Linked DNA regions of Homo sapiens: region 2 is linked to region 1. A link is a loop called in an ENCODE intact Hi-C map of the cell type or tissue named here. Cell type or tissue: GM12878. All regions are shown on one strand.

Region 1 (4,000 bases):
ATTTTTTTTTTTTTTTTTTTTTCCCTGAGACAGAGTCTTACTCTGTTGCCGAGGCTGGAGTGCAGTGGCGCGATCTCGGCTCACTGCAACCTCCGTGTCCCGGGTTCAAACAATTCTCGTGCCTCAGCCTTCCGAGTAGCTGGGATTACAGGTGTGTGCCACTACACCCGGCTAATTTTTGTATTTTTAGTAGAGACGGGGTTTCACCATGTTGGCCAGGCTGGACTTGAACTCCTGACCTCAGGTAATCAGCCCGCCTCGGCCTCCCAAAGTGCTAGTATTATAGGCATGAGCCACTGTGCCCGGCTGTGGCTTTTTTTCTTTAAAATAAAATTACACGTTATTAAAGTCTGAATTATTTTAGTTGAGAAATATATCCCTCTTTTATGCTATTTAATAACCTTATTAATCCCCTATCTTTTTTGACAAAGGCCTGACTACAACTACATAAATGTAGTAAATGCATGAAACGTGATTTCCCCTGAATGCTACCCCTGAACACTTCAACAGTTTCTACCTTTTACTACTTCCCCCTCAATTTTTTTTTTAATAAGAAATAATCATGCCAGTAGGATGCAAGTAGGAGACTAGACTATGGCTGGAGACTGGACTTCCGACCTTTAAGCCTCAGATCACAAAAAAGCAGCCTCAGTGTTTTCTTCTAGAAACGCCTTTTCCCTGCAAGGACTAATTGTGTTGTGTTCTGAGTTATATACAGCTGTATTTGAGGTACTTGAGAACAAACATAGTCCTTTCTACCTTTTGGAGGAATAATTTATTGAAATGCCACCTCAAGCTATCTGTAGTGATTAATTTCCTTTAAAGACATAATCAGACCTATGCTCTCTGTCCTCCTGACTTTTAGGATTCCTAGAGAAGACCTATTAGTGTAGCACCCAGAGGTATTCATATTTTCATCTTCTATCTTGGTTGTGTTGATGCTGATGATGTTAATATCACCTGTCTTAATTTAATCCAGGCCCAAATGTCCATTCCCCTCAGCCTCATAGCGGACATTGTAATTGAATACAGTGTTCCCTCTTGAGCCCCAAAGGAGCCATAATCCAGTCTCCTATTTGCAGTCAACAGGAGTGGTGTGCTGCTGGCATGATAATCCCTTTCCCTGGAAAGGGCTCATTCATCACAATAATTTGTAGTAGTCCTTTGTGGATTATCCAATAATCGATGCAGTTAAAATATGAGATTGAAGTGTTGGAAAAAATAATATTCTAATCTTGACATAGTTCTTTAATGAGGCTAATTAGTAACACAAATTCTTCATACAGTTTCAAACCCTTTATAGAGATAATTTTCATGTTCTGAATACTTTTTTTTTTTAACATTTTAAAATATGGGATATTGTTCTTCAAATACTCTGGAGCTCCTCTGACAATGGCCATTCAGAGGTAAACCGCTGACTCAAAACAGGTCCAAAATCAGTGCAAGTGTCTCCAAGACAAGCAGATCTAGGTCTTTATGTAGTCAACATGTTTGCCTGGATGACTTTTTTTTCCCATGCATTTTGGAGGTTAAATTTCTTTCCAGTTTTTGCAGTTGGAAAATCTTGTCGCTACTATTTAATTAAGAGAGATTTACCCGTTTGGATTATTTAGAACTTTTCTTATTTTTAGGTCTCAAATTTTACCTTTCAATATTCTAAGATTCTGGACTCTTTATGAGCACCAAAAGGAAAAGATCTAGTGAGAAAAAAACAGTTCTTCCATGTATAGTACTGAAACTGTATCCCCCCCCCCAGCTCCCACAAACTCAAACTCTTGTTTTAAATTGCAGTAAAATATACATATTATTCAGATTGTTGAGCAACCATTACTCCATCAACTTCCAGAACTTTTGCATCTTCTCCAACTGAAATGCTACTCATTCCACACTAACTCCCCCTTCACTAAACTCTTAATAAATAGCAAGAAGACCTTTCTGTTTCAGCAGAAAACCGTGAGCTCATTTCAGTGAATTATGGGGTTGTAGGCCACTAGAACAAGTGAGAGGAAAAGAGCCACTAACCTGCTTTGTGTGCCAAATCTCTGAGCACCTACTATTTGGATTATATTAAAACCCGCTGAGATTTTGTTTTGTTAAAACTTGGAAATATCTGCTCTGAGCCCAGGTCCTTGCTCAGTTGAGCATGTCATTGTTTTTGAAGCTCTGACTCAGCAGCACTCTAGCTAGCTCTGGGAAGAGGGACTCAGCTGTATGTGACAAACCACACACACAGAGTAGCCTCTCTGTGTCTCTTGGTGGCCAAGAACACCCTGGGGATTTCCAAATGCTTGTTGCTTTTCCTGCAGCTGCAAAGGTGTAGTTAAGAAGGGACACTTGGGTATAAGGAACAACATGCCCTGCCTGAAAGCTGTCTCTTGAATGAAAATAGTTGGACCAAAGGTTAGAGAAATCATGATACAGAGAACATGAGCCAGGAGGTAGCTAAAATGACAGGACTGAAACGTTCGAGAGTCTAAAGTCCCATTGCTTGTACTTGGCCAATGTCCTTCCCGTTATGCCAACAGGACATTTGAACAAGAAAGATTGACTGACCAACTCAAATACACAGTCCCTCTGATAGTTAACATTTCTGGGTCACTCTATAGCTTCTGGAAAGCCTGAAATTACCATGACTTGGCATGACTCTGGCTCATGACAAATTAAATGTGACATTATGTGGTTTCCCCAGAGGAAAAATAATTTGTACCTGCCAGAGTGGCCTGACTGATGCATCTCAGCTGCCATATCCAAGACCGTGAGAGGACTTGGTTAGCTCTTCTAGAGCCCCACCAGTTTCCCCCTGCCTGAGGGAAACTACCACTCTTTGGGTCAGCAGTCTGGGGGATAGTAACCCTGATAGGGTGTTGAATGGTGCTACTGATCAGCTCCAGAGCCATTGCTGGGAGATGATCAATTTCATTCCCGCACCCACCATCGTGCATATGTGTTCTGGAAAAAACTCCTAAGCAAATTTAAATTAATTTTGTTCTTGAGATTTCGGGACATGTTTTCCCCTCCTCCTACCCTCCACTCCACTCCCCTCCCTAAAGTAACTAGAAACACCCAGTGTATCTCAGTTAAACCTGAGATATACCCTCACCTCCAGACAGGAGAAACACAAAGCCATTCTTAACTCCAGAATTGTACCTTCCACTTTCCATCCCACACTAGCCCATTCTAATATGGTTTTTCTTAATCATTCTTTAGACAATAAAATTTTAATATAAAAGTGATGATAGGGTTAAACTAAAGAGTTAGGATGAAATGCATATTACTTTGACAAATTTATTATAATGTGTTTGGAATTGTATAGGGGTTTATATTTTAGTTAATGCTAAGAGACTCATGAAAGCATCTATTCAATTATGAATGACTAAACTTGTTTTAAACATACAGTATCTTGGACATCTACCTTCTTTACACTATGAACCAAGGTAGCTGGAATTGATTGTGTCTGCGTTATTGTCCACAGAGGGATTGGAGGAACAGAGTAGTACTTATACAGAAACGGTGGATCTCTGACAGATACAAAAATAGCACAGTTTAACACTGAAAAGTAGATCCCGGGTCTCCTGACACCAGTTTTGTCCCTTAAGTATATGTATGAGGGTTACCATCATCATCCATCATTATCAGTCTGCCTGACACTTATAGACACCATAAAAATCTGGCATCTTGCAAGAGAGAAGATGACTTCAACAAAAATTTGACAGTAGGTTCAGAAATATAACAACTGACAACTTTCCTATTTATTTAATTAATTTATTTATTTTTTGAGATGGAGTCTTGCCCTGTTGCCCAGGCCTAGAGTGCAATGGCATGATCTTGGCTCACTGCAACCTCCGCCTCCCCAGGTTCAAGTGATTCTCCTGCCTCAGCCTCCTGAGTAGCTGGGATTACAGGTGCCTGCCACAATGCCCAGCTAATTTTTTTTTTTTGAGATGGAGTCTCACTCTGTCGCCCAGGCTGGAGTATAGTGGCACAATCTCGGCTCACTGCA
Region 2 (4,000 bases), 230 kb before region 1:
CAGGATCTTGGCTCACTGCAACCTCCACCTCCCAGATTCAAGCGATTCTCCTGCCTCAGCCTCCCAAGTAGCTGGGATTACAGGCACCCACCACCACTCCAGGCATTTTTTTTTTTTTGTATTTTTAGTAGAGATGGAGTTCACCATGCTGGCCAGGCTAGTTTCAAACTCCTGACCTCAAGTGATCTGCCCGCCTCATCGTCCCAAAGTGCTAGGATTACAGGCGTAGCCACTGCACCTGGCTCAATTCCCTATGTTAAACTTCCTTGTTAAAATAATTGTTATGGTTTCTCCTTTCCTTATTGGACCCTGAGTAACACATACTCTACATCCATTCTATTGATTCAGGTCTTTTCCTCACCTCTCTCTTGCCTTCCAAACCCCACTTAGTAAAATGTTAAAGGAAGCATTCGCCCATGATTCTTTTTTCTCCTACCCTGAAGTTTGCTTGTACACCCATAATTCTTCAAGCATGTCCTTGTGAGCTTCAATTCACCCTGTTCCATCCCTTTTTTCTTTCCGTGTTAAATGATGAAGAGAAAAATCCTGCTCAAAGAGAGTAAGTTCAAGATAGTCTTGGTTCTAAAAAGAGAAGCTGAAAACCTGCTATCTTTTGATTGGCTGTCAAGACTCTTCATCAAAGCAGATGTCCCAGACTAATTTCAACAATTCTTCATCTTAAATTCAAGACTTTAAAAAACCTTCACAGACTTGCAGAAGCCTTTCATCTGAGGAACTCAGAAAATCACAGATTGAACATCCCCCATAAAGAAGAAAGGGAAATAAGTCCAAAATGTAGCCCAGACTATGACATTCTTTGAGGACAATTCTGTATGAACTAAAACTGCAGCCTGTGGACAACTGCTTGAGCCCAGGAGTTTGAGACCAGCCTGGGCAACATAGTTGGACCCCGTCTCTACAAAAAATTAAAAATTTAAAGATTAGTTGGGTGCGGTGGTGCACATCTGTAGTCCCAGCTACTCAGGAGGCTGAAGCAGGAGGATTGCTTAAGCCTGAGAGGTCAAGCCTGCAGTGAGCTATGATCTCGCCACTGTACTCCAGCCTGGGTAACAGAGCGATGTTCCTTTAATTCCAGAGAAGTTGCTAATTTTCTGTAAAAACTCCTTTATGAGAAATGATATTCATGTGGAAAGAATATTCTCTTTATACCCTGATGTGTTATTAATTTCACATCTCTGGGATAAAGCCAGATCATCAGAAAGATTTATGCTTAGAATATCCTCTACATCCCCGGCTACTCTTACTGATATAAGCTCTGATATAATGCTTTAGCTTTTGAAAAATCACCTGATCAGAAAATTTGATTAACATTCTCTTATATAAAACAATTTGACTAGGCTGGGCGCGGTGGCTCACGCCTGTAATCACAGCACTTTGGGAGGCCGAGGCAGGTGGATCACTTGAGGTCAGGAGTTCAAGACCAGGCCTGGCATGGTGGCTCATGCCTATAATCCCAGCACTTTGAGAGGCCAAGGCGGGTAGAAAACCTGAGGTCAGGAGTTCAAGACCAGCCTGGCCAACATGGTGAAACCCCGTCTCTACTCAAAATGCAAAAATTAGCCAGGCGTGGTAAGCAGGCACCTGTAATCCCAGCTACTCAGGATATTGAGGCAGGAGAATCGCTTGAACCCTTGAACCTGGGAGGTCGCAGTGAGCCGAAATCACGCCACTGCACTCCAGCCTGGGTGACAGAGCAAGACTTCCTTCTCAAAAAAAAAATAAAAAAAAAAGAATGTTCAGAGAAAGACTTACTGATCCTGAATGCTGGCTCCCCAAATTATCACTATGACAACCTGTCGAAAAGACAAAGCTGAGCTTATATTGATCTTGGGAAGGGAGTACTCCCTCCACAGAATCTTAGAGCATCTCAGAAGAGGGAGAACAAAGTCAGGATATTTACTGGGACTCTAAGTCAGTTTAAGACAGATCTTATCCGATATCAGTGCTTAATTAACACTCTGTAAGGATTATGACTTAATAGTTTAAGATTCGTGGTCACAGCAAAGTGAAGATGTAAAGGCAAGGTTTTCAAAGAGTCTTGGGTTCAAGCAGTCTTGGGGTTTCAACTGTAGTTTTGATATGGCTCCCATGACTGGAGGAACAAATTGATGCTTTTCATGAAGAGTTGATGGCCTTTTGGGACATTGCTGAAATGAATGATAATGTTATTCACAACTTTTATCTTCTTCAGCAAGAGTTTCCTAGAATAGTAAAGCTATGTTGATGAAACCTAGAATAACAAAGGCCTGTAAATATACACAGTAAGCTATGTGGGTGTATACAGTTTCGGTTCTCACTGACAAAACGAAATTTGAGCTCATTCTCAAAGGAGTGAGGGAATGAGTCATGCCAACATTTGAAAGCAGAGTTCCAAGCCAGGCCCAAGTCCAACTTTTGCAGGGCCTGTGGCAAGGTTATAGATGAATGCCTACTATATGCCCAAATATTTAAGTGTTGGAAATCAAGTTAGCAAACCTTTTTTTCTTAGAGATGGGGTCTCACTATGTTGACCAGGCTGGTCTCGAACTCCTGGCCTCAAAGAATCCTCCCATCTCAGCCTCACAAATGCTGGGATTACAGGCATGAGCCACTGTGCCTGGCCTAGTAAACTCTTAAATAAAATGTTAGCCAGGTGGGGTGGCATGCGCCTCTAGTGCCCCCTACTCCAGAAGCTAAGGCAGGAGGATCCCTTGGGCCCAGAAGTTCGAGGCTACAGTAAGCTATGTTCGTTCCACTGCACTCCAGCCAGGATGACAGAGCAAAACTCCGACTCTAAAACAAAGCAAAACAAAACAAAACAAAACAAAATGCCCAATCAACACCCTCCAATAAAACAAAATAAACTGGTTACTTTAAAAATAAATAAATAAATAAAATGTTTTAGGTGCCTACCTTGATAAATATAACTTTATAGTGACTAAGTAAAAAAACATGTAAAGTTATGCTTTTTATGTGCCTGAAAAACATCAAAGACAACTAATATATTCACACGTGTGTATATCTGAGTATTCTATTGATGTGTAGTTGAATAATAAAATAAGGACACATACACCATATAAATCATTTTATAGTATACTTATTTCATAAAATTTTATTTCTTTGCCTTCATTTGAGGAAAATCATGAATTCAATTGTTATAATAAAGATTTTCACATATTTTGTTTTTATATTGACAACAGTGATCTAAAGATACACTGTCCTATACGGTACACACTGAGCATTTGAAGTGTGAGGCCTGTCCAAACTGAGATGTATTATGAGTGTAAAATACATACTTATTCCAAGGCTTAATATTTTTAAAAAAGTAAACTATCTCATTAATAATTTTATACTGAATACATATTTAAATGGTAATGATTTTAATATACTAGTAAATAGAATATATTATTAAAATTAATTTTACTTTTTTTACTTCTTTCATGTGACTATTAGAACATTTAGAATTACAATGTGGCTCACGTTTGTGACTCATGTTATATTTCTTTTTTTTCAGCTTTATTGAGGTATAATTGACAAAGAAAAATTATATCTATTTAACGTGTTCAACTTGTTGATTTGATGTACATATACTTTGTGTAATAATTACCAAAATCAAATTAATTAACACATCCATCACCATATATATGTACTCTGTGTGTGTGTGTGTGTGTGTGATAAGAACACTTAAGGCATACTCTCTGGCAAATTTTAAGTAAACAATACAGTATTATTAACTGTAGCTATCATGCTGTACAATAGATCCCCAAAATTTACTCATGTTATAAATGAAAGTTTGTAACCTTTGACCAACATCTCCCATTTCCCCCACCCCACAACAGCTGGTAGTCACTGCTCTACTCTCTTCTTCAATGAGTTGGACTTTTTTAGATTCTGCATATAAATGAGATCATACAATATTTGAGTCTGAGTCTGGCTTGTTTCACTTAACATAATGTCCTCCAAGTTCATTCATGTTGTCAAAAATGGCAGGATTTACTCC

What was found. Hi-C counts contacts between places; a loop is a spot of excess contacts. Peaks named below come from ENCODE experiments on the same cell type or tissue, not always from the same donor. Only the 100,000 strongest peaks of a DNase experiment are listed, where the experiment ranks them.
Region 2: it touches region 1 in a loop (2.5-fold over the local background); 1 of 110 quality-filtered maps calls a loop at or near these places.

What each region holds. Positions count from the first base shown.
Region 1 is chr4:110,053,877-110,057,876 of GRCh38, reverse strand. All of the region lies in intron 3 of ELOVL6 (ELOVL fatty acid elongase 6), which reads left to right. Among named protein-coding and RNA genes, the nearest start is that of ELOVL6, 140 kb to the left of the region's middle. RefSeq lists enhancers at 2,006-2,065, 2,476-2,525. In GM12878, no CTCF peak of the experiment used is centred here; a DNase peak (open chromatin) is centred at 2,266; H3K4me3 peaks cover 610 bases; H3K27ac peaks cover 1,412 bases.
Region 2 is chr4:110,285,664-110,289,663 of GRCh38, reverse strand. It overlaps the pseudogene ZBED1P1. Among named protein-coding and RNA genes, the nearest start is that of ELOVL6, 89 kb to the right of the region's middle. RefSeq lists an enhancer at 2,305-2,394. In GM12878, no CTCF peak of the experiment used is centred here; a DNase peak (open chromatin) is centred at 2,323; H3K27ac peaks cover 638 bases.